Regions from separate parts of the Homo sapiens genome. Here region 2 is linked to region 1. The links are chromatin loops, found by intact Hi-C in ENCODE. Cell type or tissue: heart left ventricle. All regions are shown on one strand. Each heading gives the region's core, and the rest is flanking DNA. Links, peaks and the distances in the headings are about the cores only.

Evidence for each region. Peaks named below come from ENCODE experiments on the same cell type or tissue, not always from the same donor. Only the 100,000 strongest peaks of a DNase experiment are listed, where the experiment ranks them.
Region 2: a loop joins it to region 1, with 2.8 times the contacts of the local background. A loop is called at or near these places in 14 of 110 quality-filtered maps.

The regions. Positions count from the first base shown.
Region 1 is chr1:203,036,532-203,043,768 of GRCh38, forward strand. It overlaps PPFIA4 (PPFI scaffold protein A4), which reads left to right. Exons shown (of 30, transcript NM_001304331.2): 2 at 2,079-2,711; 3 at 6,866-6,967. The coding sequence starts at 2,478. Among named protein-coding and RNA genes, the nearest start is that of PPFIA4, 14 kb to the left of the region's middle. RefSeq lists enhancers at 2,723-2,882, 4,564-5,065, 5,066-5,565. In heart left ventricle, for the core only: CTCF peaks have their summits at 2,113, 2,968 (motif pointing right) and 3,777; DNase peaks (open chromatin) are centred at 1,850, 2,090, 2,460 and 2,980; H3K27ac peaks cover 3,145 bases.
Region 2 is chr1:203,338,975-203,346,211 of GRCh38, forward strand. FMOD (fibromodulin) reads right to left here. Exons shown (of 3, transcript NM_002023.5): 3 at 1,654-3,520. The coding sequence ends at 3,369. Among named protein-coding and RNA genes, the nearest start is that of FMOD, 8.5 kb to the right of the region's middle. RefSeq lists enhancers at 3,417-3,919, 6,903-7,237. In heart left ventricle, for the core only: a CTCF peak has its summit at 3,678; DNase peaks (open chromatin) are centred at 1,254 and 3,410; H3K27ac peaks cover 1,558 bases.

The DNA of each region.
Region 1 (7,237 bases), core at 987-5,986:
GGCATCTTGGTGTGTGTGGAGGGGTGGGGGAAGATGGGGAGGTGGGCCTGGATGTGGATGAGCTTGGGGGGGTAGGCTGGGGCCATATGGCCTTTCAGCCTCAGGGCTGGAGCATTCAGGGTGGAGGGACCTGGGCATGGTGGGTGGGAGAATTGGAGGAACGGCTGTTATCAGCATCAGGGAGATGGCAGCTCTGGACAGACTGGGGCAGCAGCCCCTCCTCTCCACTCCCAGCTGCTCTGAGGAGCAGGGAGGTGCGAGTAGGCTGCCCTGGCAGCAGCAGTGTTGGGGAAAGGAGGAGGCAGACCAAGCTTCTACTTTTTACTTCTGTAGCCTTCTGGGACCCTGCCCTCCACAGTGGCTGTCTGGCTTGGGGAAGGATCCCCTTGACCAGAGTTTGTGTCCAGTTTCTATGCATGGGAGTGTGTATGTGGCCACATGTGTATCTGTTCTAGGTCTCTGTGTTTCTATCTTGGGGCATGTGTGTGTGCATGCCCACGTGCCTGCTTGCACTACTGCGCCCCTCTGGGAAGGGCTGCGAGTGTGAGCTCTGAATTTTCAAGCTGGTGCACTAACTTTCCTCAGATCTAGACCCCACATTGCTCCCTAGTCTCCCTCTTCCTTTCCCCTGTTTCTGCCTAGAGCATCAGTACTCTGGGGAGGGGGTCCAGGTAGGAGAGGCCCGGCCCTTCTCTCTTTTCCCTGCTGGGTTCAGTCCTGCCACAGGCCTGTGCAGTGTCTGACCTCTTACCTCACACTGGGTCCTGATGCTTCTTGTCCACCCTGACCCTCCTAGTCTGCCTGTTATTCTCACCCCGAGGGTAGACAGAAGGCTTTCATTGTGTCTCCCATAAGATAAGAGAGAGGGGAAGGAGGGAAAATATCATTTTTGGGCCACCTCCAGTGTGCCTATTGCTGTGCTGAGGGCTTCACACCCCTTCTGTCCTGCAACTGGGACCTCTGAAGACAGTCCTCTCTGAAAAACGACTAAGGTGGTAGCTTTCTAACGTAGACAGGGAGGTTGGAATCTGATTGTAGGCAGAGAAATCCCTCGCTGCATGCGGCCTTTTTCTCATTACTTTCCTGTTACTTCATCGCCGGCTTCCTTTGCTCTGACCATTGGGCTCCTGTGCCAGGCTCAACGTATCAGCAGAGCCAGGCTATGCACATGCTGACTGACCTCACTGGTGACTTCTGCAGTGTCAGCAATGGGTAATGACGCCAAGAGAGCAGATTCTCAGCCATGATAGGGGCCACACTGTAGCCCCACCCTAGGAGAGTGGCACCCTGCACCTCTATATCACCCCTGGGTTCCTTTCCATCATTCAGTCCCTGCTCTGATGCAAAGGTAGGAGGCTGTGAACTCCGAATCCAAGCCTGCTGTCTGCTAGGCCTGCGTGCTGTCCTCCTTGGCAGGTTTTGGAAATGGGGAATGACTTGAGCCAGAGCCTCCTCCCTGAATTATGGGCAATGTAGCAGGTCAGGGCTCTCTGCCTGCCCCAGTACCCAGTCTGTGCCTCTCCAAACCCTTAGCCATGTTGTGCCAGTATCCAGGGCAGGAACTACTCTGCCCCTGTTTCCTAGGACCCCAAGAGTCCAGCCTTTAGGACTCACAGCCACTCCCACTAAGAGTCCTTTCTACCCATCTGCATTTGCCTTGGTTGGCTTAAGTGATGGGGAAAAGGTTGGGGGTGGCACAGAGACCCTATTTCCTCCCCTCCAACCCCCAGGTCTCAGGAGGACTCTGGGCATCCTGCCGGCTGCTCCCCTGCCGCTGACTGAATCATTTCTATATTTGGCCAGTGAGCCACGTGGGTAGGGGAACCACTGCCACTGCGGCTGCACTTCTGACAGCTGTGGGGAGCAGGGGGAGGCAGAGGCTGGGCAGTAGGCATGTGCATTCCTTGGGAGAACTAAGGAGGTGCCATCAGAGTGAGTAAGCCTGGAGAAGGGGCATGCGCCAGCACCTCCCTCTCCTCCCCCATGTTCTAGTTCAGGTCCTGTCTCCTCTGCTCCACCCCCTCCCCTGATGCCCTTCTCCACCCAGTTGGTACTCACAGCAGTCTCTTTTCCCACAGACACACTGCCCTCCAGAAACGATGGGTGTCGCTAGATCCAGCTGGGACTCTGCCAGCCTCCGGCACTCAGTCTAAGAGAAGGGCCATCTTCCAGCCCTGCTGTCCCTGCCTGTCATGGCCACATTCGGCTGCTGTCTGCATGTCTGGGGACACAGGGCACCCAGCCCCAGCCCTGAGAAGTTAAGCCAGGCCTTCTGGCTCAGTTCCACAGGGGCACTCCAGACCCCAGGCCCCTTTCAGAGCAAAAGCAACTGATGCTATGGGAGAAGCCCCTGCCCACCTGTCCACTCGCCTGGCACTGCCCACTCTGAGACCCATGCACTGGGTTCCCCTGGAGGTGCCAACCCTGTGAGTCCCTCCCTGTCCCCTGACGCTGAGAAGGCCCTGCCAACCCCCACCATGTGTGAGGTGATGCCCACAATCAATGAGGGGGACCGCCTGGGTCCCCCTCATGGCGCCGATGCTGACGCCAACTTCGAGCAGCTGATGGTGAACATGCTGGACGAGCGGGAGAAGTTGCTGGAGTCTCTTCGGGAGAGTCAGGAGACCTTGGCGGCCACACAGAGCCGGCTCCAGGATGCCATACACGAGCGGGACCAGCTCCAGCGCCACCTTAACTCCGCCCTCCCCCAGGTAAGGCCCGAAGGCCTGCGTCTCTCTTAACCCCTTTCCCTCCTCTAGCCCTGCTAGATCCACTGGGCCCTCAGCTCATCTGCATCTATTTGCATATCAATAATTGGAATTCACTGAGCATTTACTCTCCTTCATCTCTCTACGTGAATTCTTTCCCTGTCACTCCCATGCTCCTCAGTCTGGAAGGTGAAATGGATGGAATTTGATGTGGGTAGAAAAACGCAGCCATAGGTGTCAGCTACAGTGAGCTCAGGCGGCCAGTAGGTGGCACCCTAGACTGGAAAGAAACCTCCTCCCTGCGTACTCCTCTCCAGTGCCCTATTCTTGGAGGTGGGTGGGGAATCACAGACAGTAGAGATGGGTGAGTTCTTAGAGATCATCTCGTCCAGCTCCGTTATTGCATAGATCAAAAAAGCAAGAGACATCACATGGAAGATGATAGGCAGGGCTGAATCTAGCAGCCAGATGTCTCGACATCCTGTCTCACACTCAACAGCACAACCACCAGCTGTCCTGTAGTCCCGTGTACTGTGTCCTTTCTGTGGACCAAGCACTTTATAAGGATTCTCTCACTAAACTCTTACAACCCTGAAGTTGGTGCTGTTACCACCATCATCCCATTGTACAAATCACGGAACTAAAGCTGGGGAGATGAGTAAGTTGCTCGTGGCCATGCAGGTAGTGTGTGGTGGAGGCAGGAACTGAGCCTGGGGCTAAGTTTCTCACCACTGCACCTATTTCTCCCTCACTGCATTGGCCTGGGAGCTCCCTGCTGATGCCTGCTTATCACCCACTTGGTAGATATTCCAGGCATGGCGCATGCTCTGGGAATGCAGGAGGGAGCAGGAGCCTGGATGATTTGGTTCTTGGGCTGTTTAGCTGCTGCTTGTCAAAGAAGCTGTGAACTCTGCCTGATAACCAGACCCAGAGAGGGCTGGGGGTTGTGTGTCTGTGAGACAGTGCTCACAGTGACTGTGGGAACATCCTGCCCTCTCTGCCCCTCGTATGAGCAGAGAGATGGGTATTGAAAGCCAGCTGTGGACACATGGCATAGCCTACCCTGACCCAGTGGGGGCGCTGCTGGGGTTGGGAAGGCAGCCCTGAGGAGCCGAAGAGCTCAAGCCTCAGCGCCAGGCCCTTCCCAGTGTGTGGGGAAGAGAACAAGGGCTGGGCCTGAGTGGGTGAGTTTCCTACACAAAAGTGATGCTTGGTGGACAAGAATACAGAGCCCTGGTGAAGCAGTTGGGTGGGCAGGTGGGGACCTCCTCTTTCACTGTGCACGAGGCTCTGAAGTTGCCCTAGAGTGAATGAACTAGTTCCTGCCACCAAGGAGCTCATAGACTAGGAAGGAGATACACCACCCATGTGACCGGAGAGAATGCAGAGGAAGATAAGAGAGGCCCAAAAGGGTTATTAAGCACAGTATCAGTGATAAAAATAGCTGCTTTTGATGGGCTTGGGCTAAGTGCTTTCTATACATTGGCTCATTTGACTCTCATACCAGCACCTGGAGGGAGGACTGTTACGTCTGTCTTACAGATCAGAGAATGAGGCTCAGAGAGATTAGGTAACTTATTCAAGATCATACAGCTAACAGGGGCAGAGCTGAGATTTGATCCCAGGCCTACTTGACTTCCCACACTGAAGCTTCATGAGGTCAGGGGTTGTGTCTTTCTTGTCACTATATCCCCAGTGATCTGCACAGGACCTGGTACATGATAGGTGCTCACAAATATTTGTGGTTGAATGATGGACTCCCAAGTTGGTGTTCTTGACCACTCCTCCAAATGGCTTTCAGGAGAGGGAGAGAGCCTCCCCGTGGGGAGTCTGGACAGCTCCCAGCAAGGCTGTATCCTTTGAGATGGGCTTTGAAGGATGATTATGATTTCATCGGGTGGTGACAGAGGTTTTTCCAGGGGGAGGGAGTCCACTGAGCCAAGATGTGATATTAGGAAGGCATGCTGGTGTTTAGAAGCAGCAGGTGATCCAGGTTGACTGGGTCTTAGGTGATATGGAAATGACATGAGAGAGAAGTTTGAAAACCAGGATAAGAAGTTTGTATTTGTAGGCTGGGTGCAGTGCCTCACTCCTGTAATCCCAGCACTTCAGGAGGCTGAGGTGGATGGACTGCTTGAGGTCAGAAGTTCAAGATCAGCCTGGGCAATGTGGCAAAACCTCATCTCTACAAAAATCCCCAAAATTAGCTGGGCATGGTGGCAAATGCCTATGCTGCCAGCTACTCGTGGGGCTGAGGTGGGAGGATCGCCTGAGCCCAGGAGGTCCAGGCTGCAGTGAGTTGAAATTGAGTCACTGCACTCCAGCCTGGGTGACAGAGGAGACCGTCTCCTGTGTTTGTAGACAGCATTGTGCTTTGGGAGATTTGTAGACAGCAGGGTGTCAGATAGGTTAGAGGTGGAAGGGAGGGGACAGGTATCCTGTGGTGGGGGGAGATAAGACAGCTGCTGAGCTTGAGGCCAGGAGAGGGGGCAGCACCAGCCTTTTGGTGGTGGTGTCATGGTGTAGGGCTGGGTGGCAGGCTGTCAAGCCCTGTCTCTGGTTACAAGCATGTGTACATGACTGTGTGTGCCTGTGAAAGTGTGACTGTGTTTGTGCATAAGCTGAGGGGTGAGACAGCATCAGGCCTGGGCTTCTGGAGTATGAGATGCTTGACCTTGACCACCTTTGGCCATGGCCCTGACAGAAAGGCAGTAATTGAGTAATAATGTCAGAGGTTCATGGTTTCTCATGCTCTGGCATCTCTTGTCCCTTCTGCCCTCCCACAACCCTTCTAGCCCCTTTTGCCCTATCTGGAGTGATGAGAGGGGATTGGGAGTTCTTCCTTTGGTCATGAATCCTTGGTGTGTGAGGGAGGCTGCAGGTTAGGACAGGGATGAGGCCTGTTGCATCGCTCTTAGACCTTGGACATCCACAGAGTTGGGGCCACTCATTTGAAAACCTCCCTGGAAGGAGGTGATGTTTAGCTAAACAGGATATGATGAGCCTGGAATGTGGGAGCAGTCTCTCACCCCTGTATGCTTGTCCTGATGGGGGAGGGTGGGCTGGCAAGGTCTCTGAAGTTATCTGGGCCTGACAGTGTGGAAATGGGCCCCTCTAGAAGTGATACTTGGTACATGGATATTTGGTAAAGCCAGGGCAACTGCCTTGGCATCAGGAGCTGGGATGTAGCCCTTGCTTGGTTGAGCAGGGCTCCTAGAAAGCCTGACTGGGCAGGTCTGCATACTCTCTTGCTCCTATGTAGGTAGGTCCTTTGATCTGCTTATTTCACCCGCTACTTGCAGTTTGCAAAGCCTTGGGATGGGGCTGGAAGAGCTCCCTGGGGCACTCATGCAGGCATTATCTTCAAAAGCTCTTTCTCTTCCCTGTTTCTTTTATTTATTTATTTTTATTTTTCGAGACGGAGGCTCACCCTGTCGCCCAGGCTGGAGTGCAGTGGTGCCACCTCAGCTCACTGCAACCTCCGCCTCCCGGGTTCAAGTGATTCTCCTGCCTCAGCCTCTGGAGTAGCTGGAATTACCCAGGTGTGCGCCACCACGTCTGACTAATTTTTGTATTTTTAGTCGAGACAGGGTTTCACCATGTTGGCCAGACTGGTCTCAAACTCCTGACCTCAGGTGATCTGCCCGGCTCAGCCTCCCAAAGTGTTGGGATTACAGGCGTGAGTCACTGTGCTGGGCCTTCTCTTCCCTCTTTCATATCCATCAGTTTCTGTTTGGACCTTAATCCACCAAACCAGAAGCAGAATTCCCCTCCATCAGTTTCTAAAGGAAAATGTCATTGAATTCCTGGAGAAATGGAAATGCCAGGTGGGAGGGAGGATGTAATCTGGTCATATTGGTGGCTGGATGGGGAAGGGTCTGCAGAGCAGACTCAGTGACTTTCTCACTCTTGTGTACAACTCTGTTCCCTTGGATTCTAACACATGGAATGCATGGAGGACCCAGAGATGTGGACCCCTCTGGAGAAGCACATGCTAGCTACAGGTTTACTGACCTGCAGTGTGGATGGATTGGGATTTTGTGGGGGAGGTGGTGGAAGTAAGGGATGGGTGAGAGGATCCCACCACTGACTTGCATGTGCAGGACACTGCTTTGGGGGTGAATCCTGAAGCACTGAGGGGCCTTGGGGGTTTTCAGGAATTTGCCACCTTAACCCGGGAGCTGAGCATGTGTCGGGAGCAGCTTCTAGAGCGGGAGGAAGAGATATCAGAACTGAAAGCAGAACGGAATAACACACGGGTAAGTGGGGATGACCTTGTGTCGCGCGCGCGCACGTGTGTGTGTGTGTGTATGGGGGTGTGTTGTGAACACCTTGACCAAGAGAGCAGGCAAGAGTGGGGCCAGGCACAGTCCTAGCTCAAGCCCCATCCTTCCCTCTTCCTGTCTCCCATCCTGGGGTGAGAGTTACATCGTTTAACCACCAGTGCTGGGCTCTCCACCTGTAGTTGCTGGTTCACAGAAAGCTCAGGGTCCTGGGGAGAGGCCGGGGCAGTCACCTTGAGTAGTATC
Region 2 (7,237 bases), core at 1,034-6,033, 300 kb after region 1:
TCGTCACAGCTCTTTCTCAGTCTAACTACATGATCCTCAGTGTGATTTTTTTGCCGTTGTTCAAGGACTGTCACTGCACTGGACTACAAGCCCCCAAGGGCAGGGGCTGTTTGCTTTTGTTCTCTGCAGTATCCCCAGTTCCTGCTCAGTGGCACTCACTAAACATTTACTGATGAAAAGTGAATTTTGAATTGGAAATTCATAAAGGAACTGTGAATGCTAGCAGAATGGATTTGGGTCCATCTCCAAAAAAAGTAAGATGATCTTTCTCTATTTATGACAGCCAGTGACCCACAAGCCTCCTGCATACACCTAATAATCCAACAATACAAGGATCCTTAGGACAGCACAGTGTAAATAATATTGCAAAACTGACAGGCTGGGGAGACAGACGGCCAGGGTCAGATCCTGGCCTTGATGCGTCCTTCCTGGGTGACCTCTGTGTCTTTGTTTCCAGTTTCCTCCTCTGTAAAATAGTGAAAATAATAATCTCCATGGTAGAGAATGGTGAAGAATACTAAATAAGTAAAGCCCTTAGCACATAATAAGACTGATCAAATGGCAGCTGAAAGAAAAAGAGTCAACTGAGCCTGAGGGACAGTCTATTCTTGCTACTCTGTTTCTTACAAAGCACTGGGTTTAGAAACAAGGGAAGCCTTGCAGCAGGGCTGGCTCCCATTCCTCTCCCTGCTCTGTCTTGGTTGGGATGCTCATGGGAGCTGCAAAGAAGCAAAAACGGAGAGGCAGAGGATTCCTCCTTATAGTTAGATAATTCCTGCCCTATGTGCCACATCTCTGTCTCCTCCACATGGCATCTTCCTGTACTGGAGATCCAAGGCAGAGGGGCCTTATCTGCTGTCCTTGAGGAGAGGACTGTGATTAGAGCTATGATTTCTTTCTGGTAGTTTCACACACTAGCATTCCTGCCTAACTCTCACGTCAGAGAAGTATAGTCAAATTAGTTTACTTTGGCTTAAGATGGAGTTGTAACATTTGCAACATGCTTGGTACAGAATTTAGTGCCCAATAACTATCAGTTGTTATTTCCCTATCAGAAAATAGTGGATTGTTCTGAAGGCACAAGCCTAGTCTGCCCTCCTAACTTATGCGACATTTGCTAAGCACCTATCACAACATCTGGCACTCAAAGGCTTTCACGATATGAACACAGGATGAATGAGAAAACAAATGGGGGGTAAAGGTTTGTTTTCCTCTTCCAGGGCCAACGGGCTTTGGCAGGCTTGGCTGCCCTCAGATCTGCACAGTTGCCACTAGAGGGCAGAAGCAGTTAAGACAACAATACCCAGGACTAGCCAGATCCCGAATTACCGGCTTTGCAAGAGAGGATGGTGGAAAGGGTTGAAAAAAAAACCCCAGTTATTCTATATCTCTTGGGGACCATATGGAAGGGAATGTGTAGAGAGGATTGAAGTTAGACTTAAAGAAGAACTTCCAGAACACAGTTTGCTAACTACAGCTTTTATACAAGTGACTTTTTTTTTTCATTTTTTTTTCCTCTTAGCTTCATCTGCCCGAACAGAATAGATGAGAAAGAGGGCTCATCAGTCCAAGGCCTGTGTGACCTGCGACCTCACCAGGTCCTCCTAAAGTAACCCTCCTGCAGTCTGCTTTAAATGACTCCACTCTTGTAGATGCAATCATAAAATAACTTTATTGGTCAGGTTAGCCACCACTCATGCTTTTCCTGTAATAAGGATCCTTTATAAAGGCATGATGGTGTTCACATGCAGATGCTTTCTGAAGAGCCCTGGGGCAGGGGGCAGCCTTGCCCCTCACATCGGAGCTCCTTTGTTGAAATGAGCTGGTTTGGCTTTTGTGGATTCCAGGTCTGGAGCCAAGAACGTAGTCCAAAGATCCCCTCTTCCCTTCTCAGGGAAGGTGCTTCAAAGCATACACAGTATCAGGGATGTGATGGCATCTGGGCAGAGCCTATACTTGGGCTAACTCTCCTCCAACAGTCCTTGCCCCTGACTGCCCAGATGGCTTTGTCCCAACCTTGCCCAAAGGGCAGGTGGGTTAAGCCCCAGGCAACATTACCTTTTGAAATGGGAAGAATTAAGTGCTCCCCAGCCAAACTATAAAGCAAAAGCCACCTTCACTAATGAGGATATAGCTCAGAGATGTGAAAGCAGAGGGTTGTATGCCCAGCACAGGCAAGATTTGGCTGCCTGGCCTGGGCTTCACGGACCCCAGCCAGAGCTGGTACTTTTTAACTATGGCCTTAGGACAAACCAGGTGAAACAGATTAACCACATCCTCCTTCTTTGGGCTAGCAAGTCCAGGGCTGCCTGGAGTCTGTCTCTACCATCAGGATATAGAATCTTCCTGCTTGGATAAAAGGAGAGGACAAACTGTGTTTCTCATACTTTAAAAACCATGTGGCCGCTACCTTTGTGGATAAAAACCCAGGTAGGATGCTGTTTGGAATGCAGAAAGTGCTGGGCAAGAATGGAACTACTGGGGCTGCTTTCTCAACTCAGCCAATTTGAGGTGTGTTTGGCCCATTGCAGATGCTGATGGTAAGCAAAGTCTGGCCTTTCCTCTTCTGAAGTCTTATCCACCTTCAAAGAGCTACCCAGCTGCCAAAATATAGCCCTATACATTGATCTAAGCCTGAGGTTGGCTGTCTCCTCCCACATCAGGTCATGAATATTATCATCATGCTGGTGACCTCCAATCTGGTGGCTTTCCAGGGGTGAGGTTAGGGAGGTATAGAAGTGACTCCTGGTGTCCTTTCACCCTCAGACACAGTGTGGGTTGTCTCCACAGGTTGCTGGGCAGATGCTCACATGCCTTGGGGTCTCCTGACTCTGCTTAAGGCACAGAAGAGGCATCTGTGGAGGAAAGTGGAGTGGGTGAAGTGGATTTCAGAAGAGGCAGCTGGGCAAGAGGTATATTTTGAGAAGCAACAAATGGGAGCCCAGAGTAACTGCACGACCAGCCCAGCACAGAGGGAGAGCTGTCAAGTGCTGCTCACAGACAGCCAGGGATTGTTAGAAAAGTATGGTTATATACTATTGCCCATGCCACTTTTGAAGTTCCATGACCTCAGATCATTGGGAAGAACTTAAGAGCCGTGAGATTTATGGGGTTGGAACATCCAGGGATCCTTCCATCTACCACCACTTCTGTCCCTGGAAAAGAGTGAGCTTCTGCCTATGTCCTCAGCAGAAGGCTGCCTGTCCCTGATCGCCCCCCCTAACCCCACCTACAGGAAAGAAGACTACAGAGGGTGCCCGTGGACTTCTGTCACATGGTCCATCCTGGACCTTCCAGCAAAAGCCAAACCAAACCATCAAGCCAAATGCCACGGGGGCTCTCCGCCCAGTACCCGGTGCCAGGGCTGCTCAGATCTCGATGAGGCTGGCAAGGCGCAGGCAGAGGGGCGCGTCGGCAGGCATGGCGCTGCGCTTGATCTCGTTCCCGTCCAGGCGCAGCACCTGCAGCTTGGAGAAGTTCACGACGTCCACCACGGTGCAGAAGCTGCTGATGGAGAACTCTGTGGGGACAAGAGGAGCACGGGTCAGGGAGAGAAGCCCAGATTACGAACCTGAAGCCACAGTGAGATTAGCCTTTGTGAAGCAGCTTAGATAAAGGGGTGGAAGTTGGGGATGGAGGGCAGATGTTTTCCAGGATTGGAGTCATACTTACTGGCGCCACTAGGGGCAGAACTAGGGACAGAGTGAGGACTGTGCCTGCGTCTGCAGCTCACCTCCTAACCACCAACCTGAACTTTACTCTGCAGGCCCAGGAATGTTCTTAAGCGTCCTTCCCTCTGGGACATTTTTTTTTTTTTAGCAGGATAGGGGGGCAGGTGGGCAGCTGTGGGCAGCAGTAGGAAGCAGAGGGTAGCCAAAGACCAACCGTAGACACCTTGAAATACTTGATTGTTTTTGGAGAGGGAGGGCTTTGCTGAATTGCTGTGAGAAAGAAGACTGGGGAAATGGAGGGACTTAATACTTTACAGATAGAAAAAGTGGCAGGAAATTAAAGAGAGAAAGCCTGGGCCGAGAGACAAGTGTCTTTGTGTGCCAGGGCTTTGAGTGGGTTGCACGTCTCCATTCTAAATACTGCCAGAGCAGTGAGCAAGGCTCTGAGTTTAAAGGAAGCTGGGGACTCATAGAGCACTGGGGCTGCTAGGGACCTCAAAAGTCAAATAAATAATTTCCCTGCCTCCTGCATTTAATATGATTACAATCTACTCCCTTTTTTAAACCTGAAAAGAAGTCTCCTAAGATTTTCCCCTAAACCGCAGAATTCTAGTAGAGACAATAGTTCTGCTTGGATGGTATTAGCATAAATCTTTCTGTTGCTATTAACCCTGTTGTCCCTCTGGTTGTCCTCTTTGACAAATCAACCACTCTGTCTCCAGTCTACTGGGTCAGTAACTTGAAAGGAAAAGCCAAGAACTCAGCTAAAACTTCAGGAGAGATGGCAAAAGTCACCATTGAAAGCTGAGGAAGCCTCGTAGGGCTGTCTTTACCATGGTGAATGAGGCTTTCAGGAAACTTGCTCCTGTTGTCATTCTCTGCAAAGGGGGTTTGAATGAAGTTACCCATTGGGTCTTGAGGGTAGGATTGTCCATGGACACATCCCTAGCAGCTGTAATACTTGGGTAGACCCAGAGCTGGGGCTTGCTGTTGTACCAGAGGCATCCATCGGCTTGCAGCAGTGGTCAGGAGGTGCGTCAGTCTGGGGCCAGGCACGAGGAGTGGGGGCAGGGGGTGCTTTTCTAACTCTATTCTTAGGTGTGACCATGAGGGCTCCCCTTGGGAGAGGTTATAGGTATGAAGAAGACAGTTCCAAGAAAGACAGCATGGAGAGCTTAAAGAGGCTGATGAAAAAAGTGTTTTTAAATTAGCATTTTCAATGGTTTTCAGTCTCTGTTAAGCACTGACCAAGATAAGATGAGGTGAGGTTGCAGCAAATTAACTTGTATTGCAGGCATAACACAGAAAATCTAGGCCTAAAGAAAATTAGACACTGAGAAAAGTAGCGGAAACTGGGAAATACTCGTCTTTGGAAAACACTCCTGGTGGGGTAGAATTTCTGGAATACTTTTGGATGTTTCCTTTCTGGTCCCAAGGACTAGATTAAGTGGCCTCTGAGTGAGCAGGTTGGGGGCAGAGCCTAGACCGGGGCTGGGTCTATGTTATCTGTGTACAAGCAGAGCAGTGGGGTGAGGAGAAGAAGCAAAGTGGCTCAGCTTAAGTATCATTTCCAGCCCTACTTAGGATGGAGCTGCAGGCTCCGTGATAGATTCTTTCCCAGCCTGGAGCCCTCAGACTGCCTGCTAAAATTCCAGATCCCAGCTGTGGATAGGTAAATGTGGGACATACCTGTGGGGAGCTAGACACACAGTGTATATGGACTCTAGCCACATACTGGGTACTGTGAGCACCCCCCCGTCTTCCCCAAGCCCATGAATAGGACAGGCTTCTGCGTGGAGGCACTGGAGGACATTTTTCTAGCCCAAATTAAATACTGACATAAGTCTTTCCAAATTCCTACTGGTGTACCCGCCCTGCTCCACTGAATCCCAAAGCTTCTGAATAACATTCTGAGCTGTGTTCTTGCCAGGCTGGAAAAACTGAGGGAGATACTGATGGAAGAGGGAAGTGGCGAGGAGAGGACCACATCTGATTCCCCTGTGCGCCCCTGAGCTCCTGTTCTTCTTTAAGCTCCTCTCTCAGAAGCTTGTTTCAATCCCACCTCCAACACCCCCCATCCCCAAGTCCCTGACTGGTTTGCAGGGAGATGTCCCTCACGTTTGCTGTAGGAGAGGGGGCTGAGCTTGGGGAGCTGTTTTCCTGCTAGTGGTCTGCATCAGAGAGATATTCCTCACCATTCTCAGTCGGAGATGCCTGGCTCTAGGTCCTTTAGGTCAGGATTCTAATCTACATCATCTGGAGGACTTTGAGAGATGGCTTTACCTTCTCTGTGTCTCTTTTTCCCCAAAACAACAACAAAAACTGCCTGTCAACTTTAAAGTGGCAATGAGAAGAAAGGCTAATAATAATAGCTATCATTGGTTTTTAAATTCTATGCCAGGCCCTAGACAAAGCACTTTACATATATTAATTCACTACTTTAAGGAAAATAAAGCATTATTTTGTCTAAAAAGAAGGCTGAGAGAGACTAAGTGATACCTAGTCACGGGGCTTGGACTTAAATTGCACAAGAATTGATTTGGGAGTAGACACCGAAAATTTGGGGGTTGTTTGAACAGAGAATTTGTTTGCGGGACCTTAGGAAACTGCACTAATTTTATTTTCTGACAAGCGTCTGGAAGAGGTGGTCCACCTCCCATTTGAGTGGCAGATGTGGTTCTGCATGAAGGCAGAACGATGATAAAAGGTTGTGATGAAGCCTTTTCCATCCCAACTTTCTCTGATTGTATGGGTAGGTGCTAATAGATTCTTTCCCATGACAGCTGTTCTTTGCTGTCACAGTTTCAGGGTCAAACTTGGATGAAGCACAGCATACGTGTGACATTTCTGATGTGACTGCTCCTGGATTCAGAGTGTGTGGCAGGTAAGTAGTGGTAACTGCTGGTGTGATGATAGACAGCCACAAGGAAATGTCAAACGTCTGCAGCTTGCAACATCTTCAAGATGTCTTGGCTGGGCGCGGTGGCTCATGCCTGTAATCCCAGCACTTTGGGAGGCCGAGGCAGGCAGATCACGAGGTCAGGAGATCAAGACCGTCCTGGCTAACACGGTGAAACCCCGTCTCTACTAAAAATATAAAAAGTTGGCCGAGCGTGGTGGCAGGCGCCTGTAGTCGCAGCTACTCAAGAGGCTGAGGCAGGAGAATGGCGTGAACCCAGGAGGCGGAGTTTGCAGTGAGCTGAGATCATGCCACTGCACTCCGGCCTGGGTGACAGAGCGAGACTCTGTCTCAAAAAAAAAAAAAAAGACGTCTTAGAGGACCCCTCAATCCCCACCTTGGGAATAAAAAGACCCCAAAGAAAGAGAGATTTTAATAAAAAAGAGTTTAGGCTGTACATGATGGTGTCAGGCACTTCAAACTAAAGGTGCCAGACAGATGCCTCTTTGCCTTGCCCACCCGACTGTCAACTCCCAAATTGCCCTCTGGGGCTGGTGCCTCTCTCACTCAGAGGGCTGCCCAGCTTGTTAACATCTTGCTCAATGACTGATCTGTTCCCTGAGCACAGGGGAGAAAGGAATGAGAGGGAGAGGGTGACGACTCTGTT